Regions from separate parts of the Homo sapiens genome. Here region 1 is linked to region 2. A link is an interaction called in ENCODE POLR2A ChIA-PET data of the cell type or tissue named here. Cell type or tissue: Panc1. All regions are shown on one strand. Links, peaks and the distances in the headings refer to the core of each region. The heading gives the core; the rest is flanking DNA. Region 1 overlaps INVS (inversin). Region 2 holds the start of LOC105376176 (a long non-coding RNA gene).

The links. Peaks named below come from ENCODE experiments on the same cell type or tissue, not always from the same donor. Only the 100,000 strongest peaks of a DNase experiment are listed, where the experiment ranks them.
Region 1: POLR2A ChIA-PET joins it to region 2 with 11 read pairs; 2 of 35 experiments call an interaction of 5 or more read pairs at or near these places.

The regions. Positions count from the first base shown.
Region 1 is chr9:100,149,517-100,160,870 of GRCh38, reverse strand. All of the region lies in intron 3 of INVS (inversin), which reads right to left. Among named protein-coding and RNA genes, the nearest start is that of INVS, 56 kb to the right of the region's middle. In Panc1, for the core only: no CTCF peak of the experiment used is centred there; no DNase peak of the experiment used is centred there.
Region 2 is chr9:100,009,858-100,021,211 of GRCh38, reverse strand. ERP44 (endoplasmic reticulum protein 44) reads left to right here. Exons shown (of 12, transcript NM_015051.3): 6 at 481-596; 7 at 2,899-2,956; 8 at 4,774-4,890. LOC105376176 (a long non-coding RNA gene) reads right to left here and starts at 4,608. Exons shown (of 3, transcript XR_001746547.2): 1 at 4,568-4,608; 2 at 2,178-2,252. In Panc1, for the core only: no CTCF peak of the experiment used is centred there; no DNase peak of the experiment used is centred there.

The sequences.
Region 1 (11,354 bases), core at 4,582-7,081, 140 kb before region 2:
TGAGTCTCCTGCCTCAGCCTCCTGAGTAGCTGGGGTTACAGGTGCCCACCACCATGCCCGGCTAACTTTGATCAGCCTTTGATGTGTCTTGGGACTGAGGAAGACAGAAGGAGTCAAAGATTAGGGTAATATTTTGAGCCCAAATTACTGAGGAATAATACTTTTCTTCGTAACAACGGGGAAATTAACAAAGGAAGCTATGTTTTAGGTTACAGTGGGATATTTAAATGTAAATTATGGAGGGAGATAACTGAACTAAATTTAGGAAAGAGAACACAACTATAAATTCAGACTTGCAAGTCAGCCTTATGGAAGTGAAGTAGAACAACTGAGTTATGAGGAGAATGTATAAATGCAGGAAGGGACTCTATTGACTAATAAATGTGTTTCATAATCTGCACATAAATGATGAGACTAAAAAGGTAATCTGCTATGCTGTTTGGGAAGACAGTCAATTAGACATCCAGGATTTCTTGTTATTATATATCACTCTGTATTCAAAATATAGATGCATTCCATTTGAACCCTGAGGGCTACCTCATAGGGTTGTACGAGGTGTACAAATGGTGCAATGCATAACCTCTGTAGTTATCTAGCAGTCCTGTCTCAGCGGCTGACTGTGCTAAATGGTGAGCTCTTTAAAACCAATGAAGAATGTCTTCCTCACCACAAGAATCCTCCATGCGTAGAGAGTGGAACAGAATATGCCCTCAGAATATGCTTGCTGAATGAGCTCCCAGAAGGGCATTGTTTCAAGGTTCTCTTCATAGTCTTCATTTGGAAGTAGAAAGGCTTCATAAGATACATCAGAGCAAAGCCTGATGCTGCTCTGTTCATAATTTTACAGCAATCATTTGTACTTCCAGAGGCTACCCTGGTTAGAAATCATGAAGTGGGTTCTTCCCACAATACTGAGGACACATAGTTTGGGGAGATGGTCCAGGGCAGCATTTTCATTACGGTCAAGTGTGATGACAACTTCCTAGAACATCCATTCTGACAACAGCAGAATCATCAGAGTCGATTCATTAGAAGGGGATTTTGATGAATAAACCTTTAGCTACACTTTCTGAGAAGTCTCCAGAGTTATGAGGCAAAAAAATTAATTCCAACTACTCAAGCAGAGACACCTGGTAATTTCATAGTTATTAGTATAACTCAGATATAACATTTTAATAGGAGGCATCCTCAGTGATGAAGATATTTTAAATTAGTAGAAGAGAGGTGCTACAAACACCAGAGAAAACTGCCTTCTATTATAGTTTAGTCTGTATTTTTTATGTATTTGTGTTAGTGTGTTCTAGCAAATAGGAGGTAATTGGTTATGGAATTCCTATCTATAATAAAGCAATGTTCCAGGAATAGCTTTGTGTCTACCTGGTGTTATTAGTCTAAAGATTAAAAATGCTGGATATAATTTTCTCTGAAAAAAGTAAAAAACCTATTAACATAAAAAGATGTAGCTAGTAGAGCCACTCAGAGCCATTGACTATCTGTATGTCATTTACTTGGTTATCTCTGCAGAATATACTATTTATCTCCAAGCCTTTGAAAATTAATTCTGATTTTTCAATATCTAGTTCAAATTCTCTCTCCTTCATGAAACCTTCCCTAAAACTTCTCATTGAATATTCCCTTCCTCTATCTTTCCATACCATTTTGTTTGTATTCTTCTCTAGCACATATGCATTCTACCTTATACTTGAATTCTTTGTAGATTGTCTTAGTCCATTTGTATTTTTATAAAGGAATACCGGAGGCTGGGCAATTTATTTAAAAAACAGGTTTATTTGGCTTATGGTTCTGCAGGCTCTACTAAATGCATGGTGCCAGTATCTGCTTCTAATAAGGACCTCAGGAAGCTTCTAATCATGGGGGATGGTGAAGGAGCAGCAGCTATGTCACATGGTAGACAGCAGGCAAGAGAGAGAGAGGGAGAGAGAGAACGGGGAAGGATGCCAGGCTCTTCTAAACAACCAGCTATCACATGAACTAATAGAGCGAGAATTCACTCATTACCTCTGGCACCAAGCCATTCATGAGAGATCTGCTCCCATGACCCAAACACCTCCCATTAGGCCCCTCTTCCAACCACTGGGGATCAAATTTCAACGCGGGATTTGGAGGGGACAAATATTCAAACTATAGCATAAATACAGCTCATCTACTCCATCAGAGTTAACTTTGCTCACCTTTGTATTCCCCAAAGTATTTAGTCCAGAGCATGGACTAGATGATAATTATAATAGTTAATATTCACTGGGCACTATTTTGGTGCCAGGAACTGAGCTAAGTAAGAAGTTTGTGGGCACCAGTTCATTTCATTCTCATAGGAATGTGGTAATATAGGTATCATTATTATTCTCATTTTCAGATGAGGAAACTCAGAATTAAAGAGATAAATGTCACAGAGCTAATAAATAAATGAGCAGGGACTAGAATCAATATAGGTCCAACTCCAAGAACAATTCTCTACTCTTTATTCAATATACTTAGAGAATTGAAGTGTAATAAGAACTCTGTCATTGAAAGTTATAAATGAAAATATATTTTTTTCTGGAGTGCTAAAGCTTTTTGCATTACCAATCAAATCAATATTTTAAGAATGGAATGTAATATTTATGCTACAGAAAAGAGATAATAGAATTCCCCTGATCAGCTAAAATATATCCTATGAGGTCTTCACTAAACATGAGAATATAAACAAGATAGATCTACTAAGAGGAAAGAAAAACTATCATTCTTTACAAATAGGAAACTTCCCAAATAAAAGCAATACAGATGGCAGAATAATAAAAACTGGAATGAAAAATTGGATATGCTATGCCCTTATTGAGTGACAAATGTTCTGTGATATACACCACATTAAGAAATACTAAGAGATATGAAAATAAATTTAACAAATGGGTGGTGAGAACAAGTAAGCTTCTTCTGCATTAGAAACATTTAAAAGGAGACCATAAAAGTGTCAGAAAAGGTAGCATTTTGTTGTAGGAGATAATGAAAAATGATTTGGGAAATGAAGGAAAACAGGATTTAGTCTCCTCTTTGAAGCCAAAGATCTGAAACTCAGTTAAATTTCAAAGAAAATAAAACATGTAAGGAACTGCAGGAATTGCAAGGAATTGTCACCATTGAAGGGTGGCAGGAAAGTCTGGCTCAAAATAAAATTTAGAATTTTTAAAAAGTCTGTTTTTGAACTTTTTTCAGACTAAAATAATGCATGCCTCTTGTGAAAATGTTTTCCTATAATTTAAACTATGAGTTTTCTCATAATACCACTATAAGACATTTCTGCTATTTCTTGGCCGGGCACGGTGGCTCACGCTGTAATCCCAGCACTTTGGGAGGCCGAGGCGGGCGGATCACGAGGCCAGGAGATCGAGACCATCCTGGCTAACACGGTGAAACCCCGTCTCTACTAAAAATACAAAAAAAATTAGCCAGGCGTGGTGGCAGGCGCCTGTAGTCCCAGCTACTTGGGAGGCTGAGGCAGGAGAATGGCGTGAACCCAGGAGGCGGAGCTTGCAGTGAGCCGAGATTGTGCCACTGCACTCCAGCCTGGGCAACAGTGTGAGACTCTGCCTCAAAAAAAAAAAAAAAGAAAAAAAAGAAATTTTTACTATTTCTTTAAATTTTTGCAATCTATATGATACATATGTATAACTGTGGTTATTTTAAAAATTATTTATTTATAAAAACAGGTTTCTACTATACATATTCTTCTGCAGCTAGCTTTTTTTTCAGTTAACAGTATACCCTGGAGATCTTTCCATGATAGTACATATAGATTAATTTTTTAAAGTGGCTAAAAAGTATTCCACTGTATGAAAAATAGATTATATTTAACAATGAATAATTTACCTGTATTTTGCCATTATAAACAATGATGAATGAATATCCCTATATATATATGTGTGTGTGTGTATATATATATATGTATATATACATATATATTAGTTTGAGTGGTTTATAAGGTCCATTTCTAGTCACAGAATCTAGAGTCAAGGAACATGTAAACTTTTACTGCTTTTTTCTTCCTTTTTTATCTGGTTTAAAAATCTTAATACTATCTGAAGCACAAGAGCATATATTAGAAGAAAAAGAGGCAACAAGGAAACATACATATATGAAACATATGAAGGGTAAACCAGAAATCAATATAGTTGATTGTCCTCAAAAGACAGGGAAAATGAGACAGACAGGACATGGAAGTGACTGAAACTTGTAAACCTATCTTTTCATGTAGTTTCAACTTTTGAAAAAGTTAAATCAATAAGGATGGGAAGGAGGGGAAGTTAAACTGAAACACATAAAAACAACTGTATTTTAAATACACTAGCACCTTGGGAGGCTGAGGCAGGCAGATCATTTGAGGTCAGGAATTAGAGACCACTTTGGGCAACATGGCAAAACCCCATCTCTACCAAAAATACAAAAAAAATAGCCAGGTGCAGTGACTCATGCTTTTAAACCCAGCTACTTGGGAGGCTTAGGCTGGAGAATTGCTTGAACCCAGGAGACAGAGGTAGCAGTGAGCCGAGACCGCACCACTGCACTCCAGACTGAGAGACAGAGTGAGACCCTGTCTCAAAAAAAAAAAAAAAAAAAAAGTATTCCTAACTCATGGAGTTTTAACATGTTTGTTTCCATTGAAGCAACTGTATTTTTGCTACTCAAATTGTCCATCTTTGGAAGCTCCTTTAACACGGCTTCTGTGGCCCTTTGACATGACTCCAGTAGGCTTTGTTAGATATCTTGCCATCCAGCATGACCAGATGAGCCAGGCTCATTTCATATATTACTTGTCCCAATTTCTAAGCAGCCACTTCTCTAAGGAGTTCTGATTCCTTTTAGTGGTATTGAGAGACACAATCTGGGTGATGGAGGTGATCCTTCATGGGGTTAGTCATTACTTCTAGGCTTTTTCAGTAGCTAGTGCTATGAAATTCAGAAATATAAATTTTTAGCAGACACATATATCAATAGTTTATATTTGTATACTTCTTATTGAAAATCTTGGTTACTAATGAAATTGACATATTCACTTGCTTCATCTTACCTTTATATAGTGATCCACTTATTTGTGTTGTGTCAAGATAACAGTAACAGTATTATTACTAACAGTATGTTTACTGAACACATTTTAGGATTTCTTTGTAGCTGTCTTTGTCCTTAGGATGTTTCCTACCAGGACTGCAGAGTCAAATTTACTATGTTTTAAAGTCACTTGGGCTGGGCCCAGTGGCTGACGCCTATAATCCCAGCACTTTGGGAGGCCAAGGTGGGTGGATCACTTGAGGTCAGGAGTTTGAGACCAGCCTGGCCAACATGGTAAAACCCCATCTCTACTAAAAATACAAAAAATTAGCTGGGCATGGTGGTGCGTGCCTGTAATCCCAGCTACTAGGGAGGTGCAGGCAGGAGAATCACTTGATCCTGGGAGGTGGAGGATGCAGTGAGCCAAGATTGTACCACTACACTCCACCCTGGGTGAAAGAGCGAGACTCCATCTCAAAATATAAAAAATAAAAATAAAAAATAATAAATTCACTTGAATAATTCTCTCTGCAGTTAAGCTACCAACTTAATACACAGGTGTCTTTGTTTTATTTGTCTATCAATCTTTAAGGACTGCTCATTTTCTTTTTTTTTTTTTTGAGATGGAGTCTCACTCTGTTGCCCAGGCTGGAGTGCAATGGCACTATCTCGGCTCTCTGCAACCTCTGCCTCCCGGGTTCAAGCAATTCTTGTGCCTCAGCCTCCCGAGTAGCTAGGATTACTGTGCCACCAGGCCTGGCTGCTAATTTTTGTATTTTTAGTAGAGATGGGGTTTCACCATGTTGGCCAGGCTGGTCTTGAACTCCTGACCTCAAGTGATCCGCCCACCTTGACCTCCCAAAGTGCTGGGATTACAGGCGTGAGCCACTGCATCCAGGCTGTAGACACTTAAACTTTATAATTATGGAAATAATTTACGAAGTTCCAAAATCAAAACTATAGAACAAGATATACTCAGATAAGACTAGCTTCGATCCCTGTGTCCTCTACATTATCTCCTTCTCCCTTTAGGTAAGAGTCTTCATTCATTTTTCATTTACTCTTCTATCTTTTAAAAATATAAGAAAATATTTTTCTCCTCTTTCCTGGAAAAAAGGTTACACATGCTCTTTAGCACCTTACTTTTTTCTCTTAACAATAAACCTGGAGGTCACTTCATAGTTATATATAAAATAGAGAATATCATACACAATATTCTGCGCTTGCTTTTTTCATTCCAGATCATTTTATAATGTTATATAAAAACATTTCTCATTACTTCTTACAGATGCATAGCATTCCATTGTGTGAATATACTCTTTTTATGTAGCCAGCTCTCTAAAAGTACATTTGCAGGCAGGGCACGGTGGACACACCTGTAATCCCAGCACTTTGGGAGGCTGAAGAGGGCAGATGGCTTGAGCCCAAGTTTGAGACTAGTGTGGGCAACTTGGTGAAAACCCATCTCTACAAAAAAAAAAAAAAAAAAAAAAAAAAAATTAGTCGGTTGTGGTGGCACACACCTATAATCCCAGCTACTCAGGAGCCTAAGGTGGGATGATTCACTAAGCCCAAAAATGTCGAGATTGCAGTGAGCCATGATTGTGCCACTGCACTCCAGTCTGGGTAACAGAGTGAGATCCTGTCTCAAAAACAAAAACAACAAAAAAAGTGCATTTGCTTTCAAGCTTTCTCTACTACAAATAATGCTGCAATTAAATAACCCTGTGTATACATTTCTTGTTTTTACCACATATGTATAGAATAGATTCCCAGAAGTGACAGATCAAAGGTAAATGCATATTCTGGTTAATTTTGCTGGATATTGTTATGTTTCCCTCCATAAGCGTTATACCAATGCTATGGTTTGAATGTCCCTCCAAAATTCATGTTGAAATTTAATCATCGTTATGACAGTATCGAGGTGGGATCCCTAACAGGTGATTAGGCCATTGGGGCTCTGCCCTTATGAATGGATTACTGCTGTTTTCATGGGAGTAGGTTCCTGATATAAGTGAGTTTGGTCCCCCTTTTCCCTCACTTGTTCTTGCCCTCTTTTGTCCTTCTGCTTTCCACTGTGGAATGACACAGCTTGAAGTCCCTCAGCAGATGCTGATAACTTGATATTGGACTTCCCAGTCTCCAGAATTGGGAGAAATAAATTTCCTTCCTTATAAATTACCCAGTCTGTGGTATTCTGTTATTGCAACACAAAACAGGCTAAGGAAACCATTTCCATTTCCTTCAGGGATATGTGAATGCTCATTTCCCTACAGTTTTGCCATCAGAACATGTTGTCAAACTTTTGGAGTTTTGCCAATCTGAGACATGAAGCATGTTATCTCTTTGTGATTTTAATTTGTATTTCTTTTATGACGAACAATATTGAGCATATTTTCATATATTGAAGGGCCATTTCCTTTTCTGTGAACTATCTAGATATACTCTTACTCATTTTTATAGGATCATTGGTCTTTTTCTTCTCCACCTTATATATGAGGAGTATTAAACCTTTGATAATGATATAATTTGCAAATATTGTTTCCAATTTGTCTTTTTTTTTTTTTAACTTTGCTTGCCACATTTTCTGGAAGGAAAAAGTCTTTCTTATCACTATGTAGCCATATTTATTAGTCTTTTTCCTATCACTTCTATATTTTGACTTGCAGATAGAAAGTTTTCCTTACACCGAGATTCTTCACTGCAAACCTTCTTGGTATGTTTAACATTTTACAATATGTGTAAGCATTATAATCCAATTAAATAACAATTTAAAGCATGCACCTGTGTGCACCTGTACACACACACACACACACACACACACAATTAGTTAACAATCTGTACAACACTGAAATAACCAAAGTTACATACATGAAGTTTACAGTCATTACTTCAAAGTACAGTCTAATATTTCAGCCCAAATTCCTTAAAAGAAAATGGCTTGAAAAGAGATGACTGACAAAGTGACAGGAAAGACTTGAATAAAAGGACCCAAACCATATCTTCTGAAATCTGTAATTGTTTAAGATAAACTATGAGTATATGTCTAATAAATTGCCTGAAAATGAGTAGTTATATTGGTGAAATGTTAATTTTACTATTATAAAATCTGAAAGACCACATATTTAGACAAAGGTTGAATTTAAAATACTTTGAGATATAGTGTAATGCCTGATACATATTAAATACTAAAAATTTATCTGTTGAACAAATGAATGAATGAATAAATGAATGACATACCCATCAGAATTGGAATGGTGAGCAAGTGGATTCTGATAGATTATACAAAATTTTTCAAGAGGCTGAGTTAATACTGACGACATAATTTAGACAAGTATAATAAATGAATAAAACAACTTTTTAAATTAGTGAAGTTTATTTTAGTACTAGTGTTTCAATGATTAAGGTTTTCTATAAGCAGTATCTATTTTAATATCAAAGATTAGGATGAGAATCTTGGTGACTCATAAGTGGGAGAGATGACAACTATACTGAATGGCCGACTCAAGAATCAAGAGGACCTGGGTAGGTTACATGATGAACCCAATTCAATTCAGCAAGCATTGATTGAGTGTCGTTAAGTACTACTAGATATTGGAAATAAGATGACTAAGACACTCTTACATATTAAGATGTTCATCATCTGTGGAGAAATAAAACATGTAAACAAATAAATATATTTCAGTGTAAAAGGTGGTATAACAGTGGTTGAGTACACAAGGTACTGGAGGAACAAAGGATACAATGGTCAATTTTACCTAAGTATGTCTGGGAAAGTTCAAAATATGGATACAATAAGATGCTGCCTTTGGGTCCAACAACCACGGCCATATTAATATAGGACGTAGTTTAGGCAGTTGTAAGTATAAAGCAGATTTAGAGTTTTTATTTGAAAAATCTTAAATATGAATCAGCTGTATTTTGTTGCTAAAATGTCAACAGTTATAGTCATGTAACACTCTGAGCTCATCAGACTGGCATTGTATTCTGTTGTAGGTATCACATTTTCAAGGGAATTTAGACAAATATGTGCATATCTGGTGAAAATGATCAGGATGAGAAGGAAACTTGAAAGCATATTATATGAGGAATGGGTGAAGGAATAGATAGTACTAAAACTGGAGGAAAATGTCTTCACTTGGCCAGAATGATTCTTTTATAAATACATAAGTCAGACCATGTCACGTCTTTCCTCAAACCCTCCTCATCTCATTCAGAGTGAAAACATATTCTTGACAATGGCCTATAAGGCCCTACAGGATCAGGCCACCATTCTTTCTCTTTCTTCATCTCTTAGCGCTTTCCTTTTGCTCATTCATTATAAGGTATATATATATTTATTATTATTTTTTTAGACAGGGTCTCACTCTGTTGTCCAGGCTGGAATGCAGTGGTGTGATTATGGCTTACTGCAGCCTCAACCTCCTGGACTCAAGTGATACTCCCATCTCAGCCTCCTGAGTGGCTAGGACCACAGGCATGCACCACCATGCCTGGCGAATTTTTAAAAATTTTTTTGTAGAGATGGAGTCTCCCTATGTTGACCAGGCTGGTCTCAAACTCTTGGGCTCAAGTGACCCTCCCGCCTTGGTCTCCCAAAGTGCTGGGATTAAAGGCATGAAGACTAATTTATACTAATTTTCTTGTTATTTTGCAAAAATTCTAGGCATGCTCCCATCTGAAGGCCTTTGTTCTGACTGTTTCTTCTGCCTGGAATGAATGCTCTTCCCTCAGGTGTTCACATGGCTAAAGTTCTCACCTCCTTTAAGTCTTGCTTCACATGTCACCATCTCACTGAATACTATTTTGATTGCTTAATTTAAAATTACAACCTGTCTCACTGAATACTATTTTGATTGCTTAATTTAAAATTACAACCTGTCCTCCCCAGCCATCCCCTCTCTGGTTCTCTTAATCCCCCTCACTTTGGCATTTTAGTTATCATCTGTTGTCACATTTGTAAATGATCATTTGCACCTTGTGAAAGCTTAACAGCTAAAGGAGGTACAAAGAGACCTCCTTTATTGGTCCTATGATTGGTCATAGGAAAAATGTCGTGCCCAAGTGTTGACAATATTCACACTATAGGAATAATAATCATCCTGATTCCCTCTCATCCTTTTATGAGTCATAAACTATGGGTAGGAGAAAAAACAAGAAGAGGAAATTACATAAACAAATAATGGCCCTATGACATAAGGTAATTAGAAAATTAATGCTCAAATTTTCTTTAGAATTGATGTTATATACAAAATTAATTTTTAAACGGTTAAATGAAAGTAAATGGATTTGAAGTCCCTTTTTACCAGCCATAAAAATATTTGCTGGCCCTGTGCCCAGAGTTTAAAAGAAACCAGCATGAGTCTAATGAAAAACAAGCTGTAGGTTTCATCGAAATTCAATATATACTCTTTCTTTTCCTTTTAGTTTTTGATTGGTTTCCATGGGAATCTAGGCTTGTGAGATCTCTGATCTATTCATGGAAAGCAGATGCTTGTATTTTCATGACTTGGTAAAAATGGGAGTCAGAGAAGAGATGAAGATGATTAGAAAATGAAGATGATTGTAGGAAACATAATCATATTTAAAACAAAATTCCACAGCCATGTAGATTTTAAAACAAAATCTTCAAGGCTGCTCTACTATGTTTGAGAGGTATGATAAAGAAAAAACAGTGTATTTAAAGAAAGAAGCTTTGGGTTCAAATCCTGAATCTGACCTATGAGAAAGAAACCCTTCAGTACTTCTTTGGAGGTTTGACAGGAAAACTGGATCTGGGAATTACTCAAGGCCAGAAGAACAAGAAGTCTGAGAAAGTAAGCTTTAGGAAAGTATGTAAATTTTCTCCCAGTGCAGCAGTATCAGGAACACTAAGATGAGAATCAGCAAATCAGGATAATTTGTCACTCTGCAAGTGACAAGGTGACCTTGAAGAACTTTTTCAAATTATAGTTCAGTTTATGTATACAGAAAACACATAATATACAACTATTCCAACTGCTATGAAGCTACTATGAAGCTAAATGAAGTTTTTTTTCATACTAGAAACATGATAGAAAAATTCAAAGTGGCGATTTCAATCAAGATGTGTTGACATGTTATTCCTAGTGACTATACATTTTACCCATGTAAATAGAAGTACATAAACTATAATCAAAGTGTTAAAGGACAGACAGGTTTTTATTTCAACTCGTTTTGATTGGAATACTAATTTGAAAGTAACTAATAAGATCCTAAATATCTGAAAGCACCTTCTAAACTGGAAAATGAGAGGATAGGTTTAGAGATAGTTTCTACATATGGAAGAACACAAA
Region 2 (11,354 bases), core at 3,238-5,737:
CCTCGTATTTCCGTGTTGCTCGCTACAAGCACAACTCTGAGAAATGGCCTGGATAAAGGATAGTCAGGGTCTTGCATTTTTTGGTGTACCCAGTAAGATGGGTAGGAGTGTGAGAGAGCCATGGAGGAGTCTCTCCAACAGTCACAAGTTATGATTGATACATTGTTTTAACACATTTTAGAATTAGTCCCCTTACTTAGGAAAAGATTGTCACTGATCAAATAGTTATCTATTTCTTAAGAATTTTGAACGCTGGAAGGAAATGTTTATGATTGTATTTATTATAGTTAAGATTGTTTTCAACCCAATGTAATCTTTAACAGTTTTGGACTAGGTGTTAAAAACTAAATATGCATTTATAGTCATACTTCATTTGAACAATGACTGGACTTGTTTAGGTACTAAGATAACGGGTAAATGAAATAACATGTTTATAAAACTATGTATGTTTGCAAAATAATTGCATACTTTATTTTACAGCGCAGCAAAAGAAATATCATTGGATATTTTGAGCAAAAGGACTCGGACAACTATAGAGTTTTTGAACGAGTAGCGAATATTTTGCATGATGACTGTGCCTTTCTTTCTGCATTTGGGTAAGTATCTTATTTAAAAGTGTGTTAGTGGGTTGGTTGGCTGCCATGTTAAATTGCTGTTGTATTTGGTCATTTCCTGAAGATGATCTTTCCAAAAATGATCTCAATCCTTTTAAAATCACTAAACAGTCTTTATACCTGTCTCTGAATTCTTTTTAAGGTTTTAAAAGTCTGTTTTTCTTTCTGTAGTATTATCTATTTCAGAATGTGGGCAAGAGGGAAAAAATGGACAAGTTAACAATTAACTAATTCATGCTTTTATTCAACTCATTTACTAACTCTTACCCTATGTCAGACAAAATGCTAATCTGTGGGGTAACCACAGTGAAACAACACACTGTCTTTCTTGTTAAGAAGCATGAGTTTTATCGTCTTCATTCATCTCCATCTCTCCACCACCTTTTTTTATAGATCTTCCCTGTCTCAGGGGAACAATTCTTTCTAAGGCTAACCTCTTCACTGATGTCCTTGTAACTGGTGTCCTTCAAACTCCTCTGGGGCTTTGATCCATCAGTTGTTCCTGCTTGTGTTTTCAACCTGACCCTTTTCAAGAACTGCTTTCCTTTTCTGAAAACACGCTTCTTTCTTTCCTGACCTGCCTCTTCTCTTAAGCTATAATTTCACCTTTCTTTTTCTTTTTATTTTTTTCAAAGATTAGTTTATGCCTGGCTACCTTGATTTTCTTAAATTCTAACCAGTAAAAAACTTAACCTTTTGGAAGCTAACTTTCACCTCCATTGCTCTAATGAAACTTGTCTCTACACAGTCACAAAATGACTTCTTAATTACCAAATCGAGTGGCCTTTTAAACATCTTACTCCTTTTCAATTCCTCTGAAGGGTGTGATGTTCAACTACCTTTTTCTTTTTTTGCTGTGTCAACACTTACATTGAATCCCCCTGGTTTGCTCCCTACCTGTCTGAATTCTGTGACTTTATCTCCCTTTTTTTTTTCTTTTTCTCAAGATGGAATCATTTTTGTGGTTCTGTTCTTGACCCTCTCTCCTCATTGGAGGTTATCTCAACCATCCTTTGACTTCCATGCAGTATTATTTCTCTTTTCATTGGCTCATGACTATTAGGCTTAACTGTAGTAGCTATCTTGAATGGAGCCTGGATGTCTGGCACAATATATCCTCTCCATTTTTTGACCTTTATTGTTTGTCCTTGCTTTAATGCTTTTGTGAGATTTTGTTTGTATGTTTTATTGTGCGCATTATCAGTTTTTTGTTTTTTAAGCGATTGAGGTCTCACCATGTTGCCCAGGATGGTCTTGAACTCCTGGCCTCAAGTGATCCTCCCACGTCTGCCTCCAAAAGTGCTGGGATTATAGGCATGAGCCACAGTGCCCAACCCATATTCATTAAATGCTGCAAGCACAGTCCTGCAGCAGAGCCTGAATCTGGAAGTGCTTCTCCCAGATGTCATCTCATCAGAAAGTCCTTGCCTGATAACTTTATTTAAAGTAGCACTACCATTATTTAATTTGTCATTCTTTACTTATTCCACTTATTTTCTTCATAGCATTTTTTTGTAACCACCAAAGATAAATATATCTACTTGTTAGTCTGTCTCTACTCACCAAAATGTAAACTCCATGAGAGAGAGAGTTTTGATAGTTTTGTTCACTCCCGTTTATCCAATGCCAAGACCATAGCTGGTACAAAGGAAGCACATAGTAAATAGTTATTGAATTAATTAATTAATGGAACACATTTTTTTCTGTTCCCACGGTTATCAATCTAGGTTAGCACCCCTTGCCTCTATCTCCTGGACTACTCTAGTTAGAAACTAGAGATAAATCAGTGTTCAATTAATCTAAAAATTGATTACAAAAATAATTTGTTGTAGTACTCTACAAATGTTTATTAAGCAACTTCTGTGTGCCAGATACTGTACTAGGTTCAGGAAACAACAATGGACAAATAAACAAAAAATTACTTATTTATGGAACTATATTTTAGTGATGTGGGTTATTTCGTTTTTGTTTTTTTTTAATTAGTCCATGTGACCAAACCAATGACCTTGATCCCTAGTTGCCGGAAAACAGTCTGGGGTCAAAAACAACCTTTTAGTGCTAAAACTCCCAATCTAAACTTACACAAAACACAAAAACAACTAACTAAAATTTTCCTTTAAAAAGTCTGCCTCATATTAAACGTTTTCTTTAAATGTATACTTTTCTTGGTATTGCATAGTCTTGTAATAGGGAAGATGATGGATAAGTATATATTTCAAGTCTGTAATTCCTACATTGCAAAATTCTGTCATTCAGGTTTATTACTATTTCTCCCTTCCTATAGGGATGTTTCAAAACCGGAAAGATATAGTGGCGACAACATAATCTACAAACCACCAGGGGTAAGTTGCTATTTCTTAATGTTGTATGATAAGATATAATTTAAATACATGCGTAAGATGTAGTTTTATATGTGTTAATGTTCATAGACTAATAGAACTTTAGAATTGAAAGGAAGTTTGAAGCATCATCTTGTGCTGATCTAAACCCTTCAAAATGAAGGTGGGACCACAGAAGCCTAAAGTCACACAGGCATTAGAGTAGCAGAGCTGGCATTAGAGTAGCAGAGCTGGCATTAGAGTAGCAGAGCTGGCATTAGGGATCTCCTGACTCTCAGGCCTTTTCTATCTCTCTGGCATTCAGTCTGGGAGCCAGATTTTTAAAATGCTCCAGTTGTCTGTGATTGTCACTTCTACCCGTATTGTACTAGCCAAACTCCCAAATCTTCTGGGGTATAAATTTACTTGGTACCTGCCAGATAATAAGGAGCAGCTAGGTTGTTTTTAACCTGTGGGGTAAGAAGTTTTAAGTAGCTGCTTAGGCCCTACCAGGTGATGGTAGCCATAACTAAGAGGCAAAAATCGTAGCACATGTTATCCCAAATTCACCAAGCGTCTGCCATTGCAATTTTTTTTACATACCAAAAAAAATTGAAATTTATGGATATTTTTTCAATTTATAGTTTTCATTTTAATGTTGTTTACAGTGTTTTGACACTGAGATTTTTAATTTTTATGCAGTCAGATAAATGAATTTCTTGCTTAGAAAGTTCATATTCTATTTTGAATTCACATAGGTGTTTGCTTATATTTTTTGCAAGTACATTTCTTTGAGTAGCTTACTTAGTATCATCATCTCTAGATTATCAGAATCCAGTACCTATCTCTCAGTGGTAGTGTGGTTGTTCAGAGCATGGGCTCTGGTGGTATCAGACTGGGTTTGAATGTCAAATGTGCCACCTTCTTAGTATGTTACTCTGGGAAAGTTTCTTCGCTTCCCCGCGCTTCAGTTTCTTAATTAGTAAAAACGGGATGATAAAAACAGTACTTGCTTTATTGGGATGTTGGGAAGATTAAATGAATCAACACATATAAAATGTTCACAACCATGCCTAGACCCAGTAAGTTTACTGATTAATATTAGCTATTATTTTTATCATCATTTTAGACACTTCATAGATAATTGATTTTGAGTTAATGTAGAAACAGATATGTAGGTAATAAAAGAAATAGTCGTGCCTTACATCCATATAGCATCTTGTATGTTTCAAGGCTTTTTCACTATCCACATTTTCTTCTAAAAGAAGAAATTTCTAAAATTTTCAGCTCTTAGGAATAGCTAAATTAATTCATTTGGAGAATTCTTTTCACAATGCCTTCCTGCCTTTGGTGAAGATACTGATAAAGAGTTAATTGACCTAAATCCAAGAAAAAGCAATAGGCTTGGGTGTCACAGGTTAGATTATTAGCTCCCTGGTAATCACAGAATTATCTGCTTTTTGCCACCCATGGCCCTCTTTCTTGGAAGTTCCATGATCTATGTTTCTTTTGTATTACCAGTAGATTTTCTGGGTTCATGGATGGATATAAGAATGTACTTTTTAGCCTGGGCAACATAACAAGACCCCATCTCTGCATAAAATAAAATAATTAGCTTGGCGTGGTGGCATGTACCTGTAGTCCCAGCTACTCTGGAGGCTGAGGTAAGAGAATTGCTTGAGCCCAGGAGGTCAAGGCTGCAGTGAGCCATGATCATGTCACTGTACTCCAGCCTGGGTGACAGAGTGAGACCTTGCTTTAAAAAATATAAAGAAAAAAAATAAGAATATACTTTTGCCAGCACAGGTTAGATTTAATTTTTTTTTTCTGTTTTGTAATAGCATTCTGCTCCGGATATGGTGTACTTGGGAGCTATGACAAATTTTGATGTGACTTACAATTGGATTCAAGATAAATGTGTTCCTCTTGTCCGAGAAATAACATTTGAAAATGGAGAGGTATGGGCTTTCTACTGTGCATTGTTACTTTAAATTCAAATGTCTGAAACCACAAGCTTCCTCCACCTGTCTTACTATGTTAACAGAGTTATGAATTGTAAGAATCATATAGTGAACATAACTATATCATAGCTGTTTCTGTAATATACACCAGTGATTCTTCACCTTTGCTATCCCAGAACCCCTCTGTTACATTTCCAGTAATAGTAGTAGTTCACTACAGCCTTCAAAATGAGTTTGAAAATGCCTTTCAGGTGATTCTGATACCCATCTGTTGGTTGAGGATCCCTGTTTAGGTGGATGTCCTTTAGAACAAGGGTCCCCATACCCTGGGCCGCAGACCTGTATCAGTCCACGGCCTGCTAGGAAGAGGGCTGCCCAGCGAGAGAGCATTACGGCCTGAGCTCTGCCTCCTGTCAGATCAGTGGCAGCATTAGATTGTCATACGAATGTGAACCCTGTTGTGAACTGTGCATGTGAGGGATCTAGGGTGCATTCTCCTTATGAGAATCTAACTAATGCCTGATGATCTGAGGTGGAACAGTTTCATCCCGAAATCATATCCCCCACCCTGATCAGTGGAAAAATTGTCTTCCATGAAACCAGTCCCTGGTGCCAAAAAGGTGGGGGACTGCTGCTTTAGGAGCAATGCTTTGCAGATTTTAGTTACAATTATTTCTATACAATGAATAATCCTTTGCCACTAGAAGATTTTTCTGTTTTTTGTAAAGCAGTTAATGTTGTCTTTTCCATTATAAATAATGAAAGCAGGTAGCAGTGATAGGTAACCGACCTCAGTCATCCCATGCATCTGAAATCAAGCCCATCGAAATTCTTACAACTCCCACCAAAATAAAACTTAAAAACCTAAGAGGCTGGAGGAACAAGTACAAAGAGTTATGTCTGTAAGGACCTCTCTCCTTTCTTTACTTTATGTAAGACATATCTTTCATTCCAGGTCTTTTGTTTTTAAAACCAATGGCCTAAGAATGCAAGTTTTTAAAAACTTTGTATTAGGTACAGTTTTTAAAAACTTTGTGTATGCATATACACTTCAAAGAATTGTAAGTGTATAAATCACAGTTTAAATATCTGGTCCCCCAAAATTATCACAGAGTAAACATACCCATATAATCACTACTTAGAGTGGTATGGACCAAATATTTGTGTGTCCTAATATTCATATGTTGAAATCCTAATCCCCAATGTGACAGTATTAGGGAATGAATCCTCCATTCATGAGATGGAGTCCTCATGAATGGGATTAGTGAACTCATAAAAGAGACCTCAGAGAGTTATGTAGCTCTCTTTCTGCCATGTGAGGATACAATGAGAAGTAGGCAGTCTGCAGCCTAGAAGACAGCTCTCACTAGAACTGACCATGCTGGCACCCTGATTTTGGATTTCCAGCCTCCAGAATGATGAGAAATGAATTTCTGTTAATTTGTAAGCCACCCAGTTTATGGTACTTTAATATAGCAGCCCAAACTAAGAGAGAGGGTGGACAATTTTTTTCAACAAAGGGTCAGATAGTAAGTATGTTAGCCTTTGCAGTTCATATAATCTCTGTGGCAGCTACTCAGCTTTGCAGTTGTAGCACAAAAGTAACCTTAGACAATATGTAAACAAATGAGCGTGGCTGTGTTTCAATAAAGCTCTTTCTGGACAAATAATTTTCACATGCTGTGAAATATTAAATTTTTTTCCCAATTATTTAAAAATGTAAAGACCAGGGCCTTGTGCCATGGCTCACGCCTGTAATCCCAGCACTTTGGGAGGCCAAGGTGGGTGGGTCACCTGAGGTCGGGAGTTCGAGACCAGCCTGGCTAACTAACATGGTGAAACCCCCGTCTCTACTAAAAATGCAAAATTAGCCAGGCGTGGTGGCAGGCGCCTGTAATCCCAGCTACTCGGGAGGCTGAGGCAGGAGAATCACTTGAATCCAGGAGGCAGAGGTTGCAGTGAGCCAGGATCCACCACTGCACTCCAGCCTGGGCGACAGAGTGAGACCCCGTCCCTCCAAAAAAGAAAAACAAAAAACAAAAAACAACTAAAGACCAATTTTAGCTTGTGGACCTAACAGAATCAGGCAGCAAGTCAGATTTGACCCATGGCTATAATTTGCCAATCCCTGAGCTAAGTCAAGAAATAAAGTATTTCCAAACCCCTTGTCTTCCTTCTCAGTTATTACCCCCACTTACCATCTTCATAATCACCATACTTATTTTCAATAGGACTATAGGAAGCTTTTCCTGTTTTTGAACCTAAAATGGAATCATGTCTTTTGTGTCTGGCTTCTTTCACTCAACTTTATATTTATGGAGTTCATTCATATTGCATGAAGCTGTAGTTCATTCATTTTCATGCTGAATATAATTCCCTATATAAATATAACACAATATATCCATTCTACTATTGGTGGACATTTAGACTGCTTCCAGATTTTGACTACCGTGAATAATGCTGCTATGAACATTCTTTATCTATGTCTTTGGTGAATATATGCACAGATTTCTACTGGATATATATACCTATGAATAGAATTGCTGAGTCATAGGGCATATATACATTCAATTTTAGTGGATACCAGTTTTTCCAAAGTGGTTTTAGCAGTTTACATTCCTACCAGTAGTATATCAAAGTTCACATTGCTCCACGTCCTTACCCACATTTGATACCAGCTATTTACATTTTTAATCTATTTTGGTGTATGTGTAGTAGAGTCTCATTGTGGTTTTAATTTATATTTCCCTGATGATCAGTGGGATTGAGCACTATCAGTTGCCTTTTCCGGAAAGACAGATGGTCGTAGAAGAAAAGCAGCTTAAAATGCCATGCTTAATGTTCTGGGTTTCCTTCTATTCCAGTCTTGGCCCATAATTCTTTTTTTTTTTTTTTCACTCTTAGATGCTTTCAAAAAGTGTTTTATTATTATTATTATTATTACTCTGGTTTTTCTAATTTTCCCAGTAGTAAGATTAGTCCAGATTACATCCATTATTACTCCAGAATGCAATTTTTAGCACTATAGCTTAACCTAATTGTAATACAACAAAACCTGGAGTTCTTAAGAAAGAGTATAATTTCAGATTTGATGTCTTCTGTTACTAAGGTGTATGTATATTGTTAAGTGCTTTCAGATTTGGAGATAATATATGTGAATTCTCCAAGATTCCCTGAATCTTTCCAGAGGCTTCCAGCTCTTAGATCTTACTATCTCTTTCTCCCTTTCTTGGGGAAGAGAGAGCAACACTTAACTTTTGGGACTGACCATTGTGAGCAAACCAGAATGCTCTTTGCCCCCTCTTTGTCTTGAGAATGCATTCTTGGGGTATTTTTGATCTGCGTCCATTGCCATTTCCAACACTTAGACTGGGATATATAAGGCAAAAAGAAAACCCAAGGAACTGAGTACTATTTCTTGGATCCTTAAGTCCTTAGCCAGTCTGCTTTCTTTTATTTGCTTCTCAGGGCCTTATGTTTGTTTATATAATGTCCAGGATTTTTAGCTGAACTTCCTGGGAGAAATAGAGAAAAGTGTCTACTTCATCTTTCTGGAAGCAGAAGTCTATGCCAACAGCATTTAAAAACTCTTTAAAAGACTTTTTTTTACCTGATTTAAACGTTGCCTTTGCATTTTAGTACATAAAAATAAGTTAGTATTTTTATGTCAGCATGGTACATTTTTGGTATACCTTTTCCACCATAAAATAATATTTAATTCTTATTAAGCTTGTAGCAATTTCAAATCAAATGTATGAATGTTTGTATGAGATTCTCTGGGTGTGTCTGCTTGGACAGATCATTGCAAACCTAAATCATCTTACATTGGCTCTTTGCTGAGTGTTTCATAGAAAGAGGATTAGTGCTGCCAGGATCCAGTTTAACATGTCAGAATACCCCACTGGGACATCCTACTTGTTTATAATAGCTATTTCTCAAATCAAGGTTCTAAAAATGGCTTCTCATGAAATGTGATTAATATATTTTTAAGCCTGCAAGCTTAAATATCATAAACTTATCAGGCTCTATTGCACTAGATATGCAATAGATATTGCAATAGATATGCAAATTCATTGCATATCTTAATGCAATGCCATATTTTAAAATATTTTGGAATTTTGAATTATAGAAGACTTTTGAGTGAAAATTCTAACACAAGCCTTTTCTTGGAAAGTCTCTTTTTTTTGGTTTGAAGAAGTTGCTTTACCAAATTTTCTAGTTTCTTTTGTTCCTGAGATTCTTTGGTTCTACTTCCTTTTCCCCAGTTTTTTAGAATTTCGGGGAGTATTTCTAATTTGAAAATCTGAAATGCTCCAAAATCCAAAATTTTTTGAGCACCTACATGACACTCTTGGAGCATTTCAGAGTTTTAGATTAGGGATGCTGCAGCGGTAAGAATAATGCAAATATTTCAAAATCCAAAACACTTCTGATCCCAAGCATTTTGAATAAGAGATACTCAACCTTTATTTCTATATGACAGCTTGGCATTTTAAGTCCATTCTTAGTGACCAGAGTATTTTTTTATTCAGTAATGTTCTGTTGCTTTTTTCAGTGTTATTTTTGAACCTGCTTCTCAAAGTAGTATTTCCCTGGATTCTGAGTAATTCATATTGTTAAGATGCATCTTGAGTCATTGTAGTTGTTTTATATGTAGTTTTTTGAGATGGTTTGAATAAATATGCTCAGATTGGGTGTCTTTCTATCTTTAATTATGTGTCATTACCCCCCATGACACACTGGATGCTCAGGTACAGGAGTTCAAATGTTTGGACCAAATAGTGGCTTTCAAACCATTTTTCATTGTAAGGCAAAGTAAGACATTTTCACTAGTATATACATAATTCTCATTTTTCATTGAATAATACCCTTCTATGTGCACTGCACTCAATTTTATATTCTCTTCTTTTCTTTTTAATACTGGATATATAGATTGGACATAGCATGCATAATCTTGTCTTGCCTCCATCTCTTTCCTATCATTAATAGCATTTTAAGGTAGATAAGACATTTCACAGAATTCAAAATACTGCTCCTACAATTTGAGTGTTTGGCCACAAGGTGTCAGTGGTGTGTCATAGTTTTATAGTACCAGAAGCCTAGAAGAGATTGGGATTTAAGCTCCCTCTGCTTTTTAATGCACATTCATACTTATGTTTTTTTTTAACTTAGAATTTATTAATAGAATAGTTAAGTACAAGCAATTGTAAAGCAGACCGTTTGAAGTCCTTTATATCAAACTTTAAGGAAGTAAACATTTAAAAAATATTTCTTTATATTTGAATTGTTAGTCTTTTCCATTTTGATCTTAAACTTGGTTTTGAAAGAGAGGGTGGATTAGACTTTTTCTGCTAACAGTTTATAAAAATGAATGTCCTGGCTTTCTTTTTTTTGCTTTTCTCTTTTTTTTTTTTTTTGAGATGGAGTTTCGCTCTTGTCGCTCAGGCTGGAGTGCAATGGTGCGATCTCGGCTCACTGTAACCTCTGCCCCCCAGGTTCAAGGGATTCTCCTGCCTCAGCCTCCTGAGTAGCTGGGATTACAGGCGCCCACCACCACGCCCAACTAATATTTGTAATTTTAGTAGAGACAAGGTTTCACCATGTTGGTCAATCTGGTCTCGAACTCTGACCTCAGGTGATCCACCCGCCTCAGACTCCCAAAGTGCTGGGATTACAGGTGTGAGCCACCGTGCCCAGCCTGTCCCTGGTTTTCTTACTTCTGTAGGCCTCAGGTATGTTTAGTTGGATTACTTACAATTTTTAAAAAAATTTGCATTCACTCATTTAGTCCTCAGAGGCCCAGGAAAATTTAAGAATTTGTCATGACTATTTGCCTGCTGTGGTAGTTCTTGCAGGGGTAGTTTTTAAAACCAGATTTAAAGGTATAGACCTGGAAAATCTTAAACAGTGAAACGGCATCTCCCTTCCCCGTGGTTGTTGGCACATCTAATAATTCTTGAGATTTATTATGTTGTAAGCAACCATTTAACCATTTAACCAACCATTAAATCATGTAATCTGTGGGGAAGGATCTGTTTCCTGTAAATCTGGTTGTCTTGATATTCTTCTCCTTAATCTTTTAACATTTGTTTGGTAAAGAATATGCTTGTATGGACATAGTAAACTTGGAAGCCTAAGCAGCATGAATTACCACCTATTTAGCAACATTTGTTTATTTATTGATATATGTTGATTGTGAGGAAAAGAGAAATGAAATAAGATTGTCTTCAAGGGGTTTTCAGTTTAATATTTCATATGTACAGATAACGTAACACAAAGTCATGCCCCGTGCCACATGAGGGGCACTGATAAAATGCTCTTGGAGTTTAGAAAAAAGAATTTTCCATTGATAAAATGCTCTTGGAGTTTAGAAAAAAGAATTTTCCTTTGACAGGGATGGAGTGGAATGAGAGATGACTTTAGAGAAGCGGCATTACGTCCTGAAAAGAAAAGTGCTAAGA